Linked DNA regions of Homo sapiens: region 1 is linked to region 2. Evidence: read pairs that join two places in POLR2A ChIA-PET (ENCODE). Cell type or tissue: Panc1. All regions are shown on one strand. Links, peaks and the distances in the headings refer to the core of each region. The heading gives the core; the rest is flanking DNA.

Region 1 (6,278 bases), core at 571-5,570, 330 kb before region 2:
TCATAGAAACCTTTTTCTCCATCAATTTCAGAAATTATAATGCAGTCTGTCATTGTTTCTTTGGATTTGTTGTGGTTTTCCAGAGTTTTCACATTTGAAAATGTTTGCTAAAATATCCTTACAAAAAATAAAATAAAACAATATTATATTTGGTAAAAAATTCTGAAGTATATAATGGTTTTGAAATTGGTTGAGCTTACTTAGGGTAGTATTTGTGTCTCTAAGTCATGAGGTACTACATATTCCTGCAAGCAAACAGTAGATTTGATATAAACAATGATAGCACAGTGATCGTAAAGAAAAAATATAACCGTACTTCAGTTCTTACTCACCCCATGTGTATCGGGTTTGACTGTATAACCAGCAGTTCTCTACATTAGCTTCCATGGAATACAATGTTTATTAAAGGATAAATAATAAAAATGTGCTAATTGGAAACTTACATACATATTATGAAAATACAGCAGTTGCAACAGCAATTTTTAAAACTTTGCTCAACACAAATTTTTTCTGGGAGGAATATTTTGTCATTGACACTGTTTAGAATTGCTGGAGGCATGGGGATAATAAAAAGCAGAATGACTAATAGTTGGTTGTATTACTGTTTTTAAATCCTCTACAGAAAGTGAATCTTTTTCTTTCCTGAACCCAGAGGGGCTTGCTCTAACCACCTAACCTTGGTACAGCAATGATGTTAATAGGAGATTAATGGCATGCAATAAAACTTGATTCTGTTTCCTATTAAGGAAAGAGAGTCAGAGAGAGAGAGAGAGAGAGAAAGCGGGGGAGGGGGAGGGGGAGAGAGACAGAGAGAGAGCTAGGAATAGAAAGATAATTTACTCATATGATAAATAATATCTATCACAAATTAGCAACAAATTTTATTTTATTGTATTTTATCTTATTTTATTTTATTTTATTTTATTTTATTTTATTTTATTTTATTTTATTTTATTTTATTTTATTTTATTTTATTTTATTTATGTATTTGAGATGTAGTCTTCCTCTGTAACCCAGGCTGGAGTTGCAGTGGTGCGATCTCGGCTCACTGCAATCTCCGCTTCCCAGTTTCAAGTGATTCTCCTGCCTCAGTCTCCTGAGTAGCTGGGACTACAGGCGGGCACCACCATGCCCAGCTAATTTTTGTATTTTTAGTAGAGATGGGGCTTCACCGCGTTAGCCAGGATGGTCTCGATCTCCTGACCTCGTGATCCACCCACCTCGGCCTCCCAAAGTGCTGCAATTACAGGCGTGAGCCTCCGCGCCTGGCCAGCAACAAATATTTTAATAATAAAATTATGTCTAATGAAATTCCAAATTAAGGCAAAATAAACAACAGAAGAATGACAGCAAACCAAACTAGTGTACTGGTTATCACTATCAATAATTAACAGAGGTCTGGAAGTTTGAAATGCTACAAGTTTTAACTGTATACAGTTGATAATATTGCTTTCTTTAGGAATCAACTGAAAACATACTAAAATTAATTGGTATGACTAAGAGAGCAGAAATAAGACTAAAAATAAAAACACAATGGATTTCTTCTATGTAAAGAGCACTCAGAGACTATGATGAAAATATTACATACCAATGACAGTAGAAGTAGAAAAAAACACCAAAATAATAGTGTGAAAAGTTTAATTGGAATTCTTAACAAGAACATGTAAGATTTTCATGACTAAATTTTATATAAATAAAAACTTGTATAAATAAGTTGTGACACAATTTTCTGAATGAGAAAAGAGAGATGAAATATTGTCTTTCTATTTGCATATAGATTTACTATCAATCTGAAAGTCTTAACTGAATCTTTCTTGGATCGTCACAAAAATATACAAAAAAAACTCATCTTAAAATAAAAATCAGCTAAGAACTAGTGGAACAGCAAGTTTAGTAATTTTCCTACCAAATTTTAATGTACATTTTAAAGCCCTACTAAATATTTTAATATTTTATATATTGCTATAATAGAACAAATTGTATATAGCATGCTTCCTGAATTGGATAGATTTTAATATCATGAGAGTAGATAGATATACTAACAGAAATAAATTCATTTTACTAATAAGTGCTTGGCATATAAAAACAATACTTTGGGGGGATAGAATAGGAGGCATGAAAATTTGGGCTAATACAATTTCCTTCTAAATTTACTGAAAAATGAGAAGGATCTTCAACTTTCTTGCAGAGTCATTCACTCAAGATACCTTTGCAATAAAATAAACTTCCCAACATCTGACATGGCCCATACTTAAAAGGATGCTTTTCATACCTTTTAAGGAATCTTTTCTGTGATTTACTAGAGGGAATGTAGATTTTTTTTATTATCAGGTGCTTTCTATGACATCTAATCAGAGTATTAACACTGTGGCCATGACAAGTGTTTAAAATTTAAAAGTACTTTTGTAATACTTAATCCTCTTAAGTTGATTTTTATTTTTACCGAAGTTATACTTGCACATGGCCTAAATCATGCTATAAAGTTTTGTTAAGAAAAACAGAAGTTCACTTTATTTTCCAAGTCCACAGATTCCTTTGCAGTTCAGTGGTTCTACTGCCTATTCCTCTCTCCAGAAATGTTCTAGTAATATTCCCTGGGGTGGAAGCCAGCTTTCCACACTTCTTCCAGAGGTACTACCACCTGCCTCCATGGGAGAACTGGCTCTGGACAACCGCTCTAGTCTTGCTTTGTCTACTGCTCCTGCCTATCTCCCTTAAAAGCATTAGCTTCTCTCCCTTCTCCTGTGACATACATAGCGTATTCCTCACTCCATGACATTGTCATAGGACTGAAAGAAGCCAGGAAGGGAAGTTGTGTACAAGTAAGCTCTGTTTTCTGTTTTAAAGCGCAATCATCCACTGAAAGAAAAAATAGCACAGAGACCTGTCTAGCTGCTTAGAATGGGGAGAAGAAAATTAAGAGAAAAAAAATGATAAATAGCTTTTCTTTTCCTTATTCTATTAAAGTAAAAAAAAAAAAAAAGCAAAACAAAACAAAACAAAACAAAAACAAAAAACCCACAACACTAATATTTTGTGCCACTATGCTCTTTGCTCTAAGGAATATAAAGTAGGATACACAAAACTGCTTTTAAGAAATTCAGTCTGTTAGATCAAAACAGTAACTTTGGTAGTAGCTATCTTTTACCATTCAACTGCTATGCAGTGCAGAAAATGCTAGATGGTATACAAACATTTCATCACTTAAAGCATTCTACATCTTGTAAGGTAAACTGTTTATTATCTCCTGTTTGCAATGAGGAAATTGAGGTTTGGAGAGGCCCACATTTACACAACTAATGAGTTAAGAAGATGGGACTGGAACCTACTTTCTTAATCACTATGCTAAACAGCCTGCAGATACACATTTAGTTGATGCTAAATAAATATTTGATGAAAGAATTTCTAATAAAAGACAGACATGGCTTATGATGAATGGCAGTGCCTTTATCAAATAAGCATTACTGTGAATGCTTTGCCAGAAGAGGAAAGGATTACTGTGAGGAGGCAGAAGGTAGAAAATGTGCACAAAGTAAGGCTTACACTGGATAAAATTTGTGACAGAGGAACTTTGTGGGATAAAGTAATAACTTGAGCAGTGGTGTGAATATATAAGGTATGTATATATCACTGGGGCCCAGCATCCCTGATTAAGGATATTAAATATATCCTAGGTAGGGATCTATCTATCTACCTCTAATCTATCTATCTATCTATATCTATCGATCTATCTATCTATCTATCTATCTATCTATCTATCTATCTACCTACTTACCTAACTACCTATCTATAAATACACACATAAACTTTTCTATCAGGTAAATATTTATGTTCTACTTGACATTTGCCAGGCATGTCTAAGCGATTTATATGTATTAGCTCATATAATCCTCAACAACAAAATTACAATATAAATACTATGATTAATCCCTATTTTACAGATGAATAAAAGCTAAAAGTCAAGTAACTTGGTAAAGGTTGTGCAACTTGTAGATGACACCTGAGATTTGAATCCAGATTTTTCAAGGAAAGGTGATGTATTAGAGATAAACATGAAGTGCTGTTCTTGGTCAAAAACTAAAAAAGTATGGCCCTGATAGACCTTGAAAGATACTATGTATGCAAAGGACTTCAAAATGCTGTTTAAGCACAAGTTTCAGAGGAAACAAATTGATAGGTCCACCAGAAAATGTACTGTAAGTTTAGGTTTTATTAGTAGAATAGATTATCAAGGGTAGGATAGAAATAGTCCTCATCTACATGTTGATCAGAGAAATCTAGGATGATTTTCATTCACTTCTGGTCTCCATAATTTAATAAATATATAGAGAAAGTTTAACATGTTCATAGGAGGTAAATGCAGGGTGTGAGGGTGTTCTAAATTATATATTAGGAATGCTTGAAGGAAATCTTTTAAAAGCTTTTCATCTTACATATAATAAAATTCAAACTCCTCACTCTGTTCTACATATCCCTAAATAATATCTATTTTGGCTAGCCCTTTTACATTTTTCCTAACTCTTCCTGCAGCTCACTCTGCTTTAGTTTGCTCCTTTTGCTCTTCCTTAAATAAGACAGTGTCCTTCCACAGGGCCTTTGCACCTGCCATTCACACTGCCTAAATATTCCTCTCCAATCTATGTGTGTTGCTTACTCTCATGTTAGTAAATTGCCAGTTTTTCAGAGATTTCTTCCTCAATCATCTTATGTAAAATAGCATTCATATTACTCTCTATTCACTTACCCTGGTATATGTGTGCACATGTCTGCATATATGTATGTTCATGTGTAGGTACGCACATACATAAGAAGACCTTTATCAGCACCTGATATTATTTATATATTCAACAAGTCTTAGTTCTTGCTGTTACAGTTTTCTCCGGTAGAATATGAACTCTATAAGGATAGGGACTTTGCCTCTTTTCTTCACTCCTATAGCCCCAGACCACAGCAGTGTGCCTGAAACACAGAAGGGTCACAACAAATATTGATTGAAAGAATAAATGATGGACCATTTAGCTTCAAGAAGAAAAAAATGCAATGAGGCTAATTGTTATCTTCAAATATTTGAATTGCTTTTGCATAGAAGTGTGATTAGACATAATCTAAAATAGAGCTAAATTAATGGTAATCCCATTTTTAATAACAGTCACAGTGGTTCAGAGATGAAGTGTGTTTATTCTCTGTTACTGAATATGTTCAACCAGTGACAGCCTAATTTCTTAGGTAAGATTTAGAAAGGATCATATTTGGACTAAATGAATTGTAAGAGCTGGTCTAATCCTGCAGTCTTTGATTTTATGACTGGAGATAAGGGAAAAATGATTCCTGCTGCATCCTTTGTCCCACCTGATACCTGGCTCATATTTAGAATCATAGCATTTTAGGGCTGACAGAGACTAAAGATCACATAGAGACTGAAGTTGAAAACCAGGAGATGATATTATCTTTCTGCAACAAAACCAACTATGATCATCCACGGACCACAGCATAAACTCCCAACTCCTCAGTCATCAATAAATATTTATTAACCTCTAACTACTTGCTAGGCAGTGTTTTCAACCCTGAGGTTACAGCAGCAAATGAGATAAACAAGAACTTTCTTTTCATTGTGATACCATTTATCATATCGTAGCTAGACTTACATGTATGTGTATAAATGTATGTATATATTGAATATATGAATAATATGAATATATTGAATTATAAGTAGTATATCACTCATCTAAATTTTGTGTGTTATTACTAAATGGAAAAGATAGGGAATCAAGTGTAGTGACTGGGAAACAGTGTTTTCTTTGTTTACAAATTTGCATTCTTTTGGCTTTTGAATGATTATACCAAAGTGACAGCTGTTGGTCAACCAGAAACCAGGAGTCAGCTGAATTTTTGCAGGATATTTATTCATACATTAGGGTGGTCTTCCAGGAAACAGAACAACAAACAGAATATTTTACAGGCAGTGTTATAGAAATATACACAAAGAAGCATTCTGGTTGAAAGTAGAAACTTTTGACCTCACACAGGGAAGTCTAAATGTAACTTAGGCTACACCAGCAGTTTTGACTAGGAAAGTAAATAGAAGTTTTTAAAAAGTTGTTTTTAAAATAATGGCTTAAAAGATTAACTGTACAAATTAAAATCCAATTAATTATCCTTTTAAGGAAAATTAATTGAAGTAGAGTTAAAAGCATCCTTAACAATATTGGTGATCTATATGAAAAAGCTATAGGAGTAAAAGTGATACTATTTTCCCTAGTAGTCCTTTTAAAAATTTT
Region 2 (6,278 bases), core at 389-5,388:
TGGTGGTGGGGCAAAGAAAGCAAAGTATCCTTCAAAAATATATTTTTAAAATTATTTAGCAATCTATATTAGTGAAAAGGAAAAATGAGGGCTTATAGGTCCATGAGTTTAAGTCTTTTCCTAGCAAAATTTAGGATAGTTGATTAAACAGAGAATTTATGAACATGAGATGTACTCGGAAATCTTATGGATGTACCAATAAAAAGACATACCAAACTGACCTCACTTGTTTGCTGATAGTATTTCTGGAGTATTTAAAAAATATCCTTGACTATCTTGTTGATATTTCTCTGAGCAAGATATGAAATTTTACCAAAACTGGTATTTTTCCAAACTTTAGTTTTTATCAGTGAAACTTTTTTCTTTTTTGTCATGGGTAAAACTTTATGTAGAACTTCAATATATGATATAGACAAGAAAGTCACCATAAAAGATTTGTTGAGGTCCCTTCTAGGCTGTAGGAGAGGTCTTATCAGTGTCATCATCTGTTATAAGTTTTAACGAAATTTTCAATAGATATTTTTGTGTTCTTTTTCTTAAGGAGGCCCCCTCCTAAATTGCAGTCGCTTTAGGTTCAAGACCACAAAATGGGGATTCATCTCTGAATAAAAATACAATTAGCTTTCCTTTATCGAAGTAGGGTCAGAAGGCCTAGAATGTGCTAATTTGGCCCCCTTCAAGCCAACCTTATTGATTCCCAAACTTGTTAGGATTTCTAACATCTCCTGAGAAGTTTTGTTAATTATAGATTCCTGGCTCTTACAGGAGAACAGAATTAGAATCTGTACCAATATGTCCAAGAAATCTGTATTTTTAAAAAGTACCTCAAATAATGCTGATGATGGATTCAGTTTGAGAGATATTGGGCTAGATGATAAAATATGCCACAAGACTGTTCAGCCTGAAGGTGAGTTCTCTCTAGGAGCTCTGCCTTTGATATTCTGATGCACACAATCTTTAGTAGTGACTAAGATGAAGATATAGAAAAGATAAGATATGGATGATATAGAAGGTAGAAGATATGGAAGATGTGTTTATCAAGGAGGTATTAGAGAACATGCTTTGCAGTCAGATAGACTTGGGTCCCTGCCCAGCTTTTGCACTCACTAACTGGGTGACCTTTATTTCTAATATCACTATCTAGTTCTGTTGATGTTAGACTTCAACAAGGTTGGGAATCAACAAGGTTGGGAATCAGCAAGGTTGGCTTGAGGGAGGCCAAACCAGTGAACTCTAGGCCCTCTGCTCCTACTTCAATAAGGAAAGCCTAATTTTATTTTTATTCAGAGGTGAATCCCCATTTTATGGGCCTGAAGTGATTGCAATTTAGAAAGGAGTCTCTTATTAGGTTGTTAAAAATTTGTAAAAGGATACCACATAAAGAATTAAATACCCATAGGTTTAACATGTAACTCAGCATAAAGTAAATGTGCTTTTACCATTATTACCATCATTATTAACAATAAAATAGTAGAAGAATTAGTGGGAAAAAAATCACAATTCAAAGTGGATTGAATTCAAAGTGAATTCGAATTAGAATAAAGGGCTAAAACCAAGGGAGATAAATGTCAATTCAATTCAACAATCATTTATTAAATCTTATTTCATGCAAAGTATTTAAAGAGCTAATGATTTAATAATGGAAAGTGATGCATGAATCAAAAATTATACAAAATTTGATAAGAGCAATGATAGATAATACAAAGCAAGTTAGGAAGTATAGAGACATCTAAGTCAAGTTGGTTATTGAGAATGTCATGTAAGAGGAATTTTTGAGTTGAATATTGGAAAAATGAAATCAATTAACTAGATAAAAAAGGGAAAAAGATTTTTAGGCAGAAGGAATAATGTAAAGGATCAGAGACCTGAAATAGTGGGCATAATGCTGCAGACATTTTGCTATCATCAAAGGCAAGCTGGGAGCACTTCAATAAGAGTGAGGTGAGCTGTTAAGAAAAAATAGGGGTCTGGAGTCCTCCAGACCTTCAAAGGCTTAGCTGCAAATTATTCTGGAATCTCAGTAGTAAGAAGATGATAACGAAGTTCCAGCTGGGGGTAAGGATAACCTTAATATAAGGCTTTCCTTGGTTGTATATTGGTCATGGATGTCAGATCCAAGGTGACATCCATTTCTTAGAGTCCAATAAGTTGGGATTAGTGTGACCTGACCACAGTACTCTGGACCATAATAATGCTCATTGTAAAGCACAGCAAAAAAAATCTGTTTTGTAGGGTCTATGTGGGTTACACAGGAATCTACTCCAAAACTTCTACTCCTCACCGCAGGGAGGAGTTGCAGACTTTTCTAAACCATGCATATAAAGCAGCAGAGGAAATTACTGAATGTGCAGATTTCCAGTTTACAGTCTCAGAGATTTTTGGTTCATTGGGGCCAATACAGAATATAGAAATAAGCATTTTAAAAGTCGTCCCAGATCATTCTGACCTAGGCAGTCCTCAGGCCAGTATTTGGAAGCACAGCTCTAAGCACACTGGACCCTTCAGTAAATGACACATACTGAGTCGGTTCCACTTGGTGGAAGTGGGTTTTCTAAGAGAGTTCCAGCTTTGAGTCTCAGTAACTCTGGCTTAGTTAACAAGATAAAGGGCCTTAATTATTTCAGTTAGATGTAATTAAAATAAAATTTGGAGCCCCATGCTATCCTTTCATATACGAAAGCATGCTCAAAATGTCAAAATAATTAAGTCATTCCAATCTTCACTCATGCTTCATTTAGAATATTTGAAGGGACCTAATTTCATATCCTACCATAGGACTTTAAAAATCCCCCTTTTCAAATATCTTATACCCTAACTCTGTTTTAGAGCCTAAACATTTAGAGGATCTCTAAGTGATCCTTTTTTTCATTATGCCTCTAAGGCCCTCTAGAATTCTTTTTTTAGTTTTCTGATTCCATATCCCGGTGGGTGTCGCATAGACCAGCATAGACCAAGTCTGTGGATTGAAGTAAGGGAAAGATTTATGCTAACAGTGGCAGAGCTGTCTTTGAATGATGATGAGGTCATGGAAGTTGCTGGGGTCAGGAAGAGCCTTTAAATACTATTCCTCAATTTTTACTCTGTTTGATCATTTTTTGTACTTCTATAACAGATAATATTAATTACTATTACTATTACTATTAATTAATAGTAATAGTAATTAGTATTAATTACACTACTCAAAAACCCATGCTGTTACAGTTTATTCCTCTTTTCCTTTTCTTGGTTATTTTACTTCCTATTCAGTGCCTCAGAAAGTGCTGTAAAGTTTAGCCTTGTTGCATCTGTCAAGGTCCCTCATCACAAACACTGGAACCAGGAAATATGAAATTTTCCAAGGGACAATCATTAGATATGCCTCAGGTTCTTTTGTCTTCAAGGATCGCGTTTCTGGCAAAATGCAAAGTTTGAGCCAGTCTCTGGGATCATTCAGTTTGAGAGTCATTTACCACTATCTATGCCCTATTACTTCAAGTGAAGCAACTGTTTGTGCTCTTGCTAATTGATATGTCTGGATGGTTTAGGGCCACCTGTCTGTCTCTGGGTGAGATCTGCAAATCACTAGGAGATATATGGCCAACCACTTGTAGGGAACTTTAGATACTGAATACATCAATTTGGAGGATCCCGTTTTTTTTTTTTTTTTAAAGACTATAAATGCCAAATACAACATTATATAGGAAAATAAATATTAATTTTAAATGAGAAAAAAGAACTTATGAAATTTTAAAATTTTAAAAGTTAACACATATTACAAATATCTCAAAATTCAGAAAAATAAAATTTTAGTTTTAAAAATTTAAGTGAGCATCTGAGGTTAATTCATAATACGCTTTTTCTCTTATTTTGTGACTATACATTCTTTGTTCGTCTCTTTCTAAGGTCAACACTATGATGTTTTCTATGGAGAGTGTAGACAGATAATTCAGTCTTTTCTCTAGCACTGTCAATAAAACTTTATTTATAGGTTAGAAAAATCTTTCAGTTTAATAATTCATTATTAGTAATGTGTTAAGATGTAATCTAATACTTTGATATATGTAAATTTGTACGCAGATATAGTCTTTATTTTAGAAGAACTACTACAGTTTTGCACACTTCACACGGAGGAATTTTGATATATTCTATTTTTGTAATTTTATGCAATTAAAAATAGAAACATGCACAGTATAATTGTTATATGGAATATATTTTTGATAGATGAAAATTTCCATTTGATTTCACATGGATGAAAACAGATTCATTTCCTTACAACAGTATGTATATAATGTTTGGAAGAATTTTGCACAAACTAGCCTCTGGTTGTATACATTTTGAATTTTGTTTCTCCTTAACTATTTACATACTTCTGGTGCCAGTTAGTGTAGGACATTAACATGGTGAATATGCACTCTTGCTCTACTCTACAGTGAGTTGTAATATGAGGTAAAATTGTGTACTATATCTTATATGATATACTGGGTTTTATATATTTTCAGTGTATGAGAATATTTACACCAACATTCTGAAAGAGTGCAGCAATTGTGAGCTCTCCCAATTGGCAGAGTCTGGCCTGGATTTGTACATAAAAAAATATAATATAGCAACCTAAGGAATTAAATGGTATTCCAATCGCCATGTGTTACTTGAAGACCATTGCAGGAGAACCGCTGTATACATCACAGCAATACTTTGTATAACTCCCCTTTTTTCTTCTCATCTCACACCGTTTCACTGCTATAGAGCAGTCAAAGCAATTTGCCAGTAAAGCTTACCTTTCAAATCCCAGGCTGTCCTTCCCGAATATCATGACTGTTTAGATTATTTAGATTTTCTGGCTATGCCTTCCTTGTTTACCTAGGACTTCTCAGCTAGCTTCTTACCTAGTACACTATTACAAAGCATAAAATCTCTCTTGTTAGAGGGCAAGGTAGGGAAACAATTTGAGCCCTTTATCAGATAGGTGGAGTGGAGACAGGACAATGGCTGAGACTCACTTACTGGTGATGCTTGACTCAGTCATATCAACTTGACCAGGTCAGGGAAAAGGGTACAAAATATAGAGTCCTATATTTAGGTTACAAGATCTAGTTCTAAGAGAGGTGGTCAAGTTATATAATTTTGTAGATATCATTGTAAAGATACCACTGTAAAAATATCTTTGTATTTTTTTCTCACATGAATTTTAGATCCTCCTCTGAACTCTTCTGTCACTTAACAACAGTGCTAACTTAAACTTTTAATATTTCCACCCCATCACACAGTTAAATTTTCTCATCTTCAGCAGAGCTACAAAAACACACTGAATAATTTCTATGGTAATACAGAACCACCCAAAACATTCTCCTCTTCTGTAGTTTGCAAACTTATAGTGGACTAATCTCTCATTAAGTTAAAATAGTAAACATAGAAATGACATGTATCATAAATGGGTATGAGAGAATTACATATAAAAAGTGTATTACAAATGCAGCTCTGGAATTTAGAGACCTGTACATGGAGTAGCTTTGTAACTGCATTTGTTCAGGGCCGGTGCAGCGGGGAGTTAATCACTGATTAAAATCTAAATGAATAGGAGTCAACTCTTGTCAAAAAATGAATAGGAACTCTCAGTTCCTTATGTACTTCCATTTAAAGTAAATATTTATTTCACTTTATTGAACATCCCACATTGCATGTTATCAGTTGGAACTGAGTAAACTTTACTCAGTGAAAGTTCTATTTTCTCTAACTGTCATTTTGAAGAGAAGTAAAGGGTGATAGGTATTTTTACCTTTAATTTTGTGGGACTTGAAAATGAAAGAATTGTATACTTTGAAAAATGTTAAAAATTAATTCCTATAAAAAATTTCACCCTATAACTTTTTGGAGTATTTTAATAAACAGTATCCTTTAAGTTTAGGGTTATTAAATGTTTTTCTTTTACAATACACTAAAAAGTAATAATTTATCATACAAATATATGAGTATATATAAATAATATATCAATAATATACCAATCTCAGCCTTTATAATATTGAAGAGCATCAGGCCTTTCCCTGGATTAGGCTTTGGCTTAGGGGAATGTTGTGGCTGGTTTGATCTTCTGCCTAGACCACTCAAACTTTCTCCGTTTCAGCAATAAGGCTGTTTCACTTATTATCTGTGTGTAAACCAGAGTAGCACTTTTAATTCCCTTCTGACTTTTTCTTTGCATTTAAAACTTTTCTAACTGTTTGGCATAAGAGGCCTGGTTTATCACCTATCGGGGCTTTCAACATTCCTTTCTCACTAAACTTAATCATTTTAGCTTTTGATTT

What was found. Peaks named below come from ENCODE experiments on the same cell type or tissue, not always from the same donor. Only the 100,000 strongest peaks of a DNase experiment are listed, where the experiment ranks them.
Region 1: POLR2A ChIA-PET joins it to region 2 with 5 read pairs; 1 of 35 experiments calls an interaction of 5 or more read pairs at or near these places.

The regions. Positions count from the first base shown.
Region 1 is chr6:55,847,843-55,854,120 of GRCh38, reverse strand. The region is part of intron 1 of BMP5 (bone morphogenetic protein 5); the gene reads left to right. Among named protein-coding and RNA genes, the nearest start is that of BMP5, 25 kb to the left of the region's middle. In Panc1, for the core only: no CTCF peak of the experiment used is centred there; no DNase peak of the experiment used is centred there; H3K4me3 peaks cover 54 bases; H3K27ac peaks cover 4,659 bases.
Region 2 is chr6:55,521,832-55,528,109 of GRCh38, reverse strand. The region is part of intron 3 of HMGCLL1 (3-hydroxy-3-methylglutaryl-CoA lyase like 1); the gene reads left to right. Among named protein-coding and RNA genes, the nearest start is that of HMGCLL1, 54 kb to the left of the region's middle. In Panc1, for the core only: no CTCF peak of the experiment used is centred there; no DNase peak of the experiment used is centred there; H3K27ac peaks cover 1,130 bases.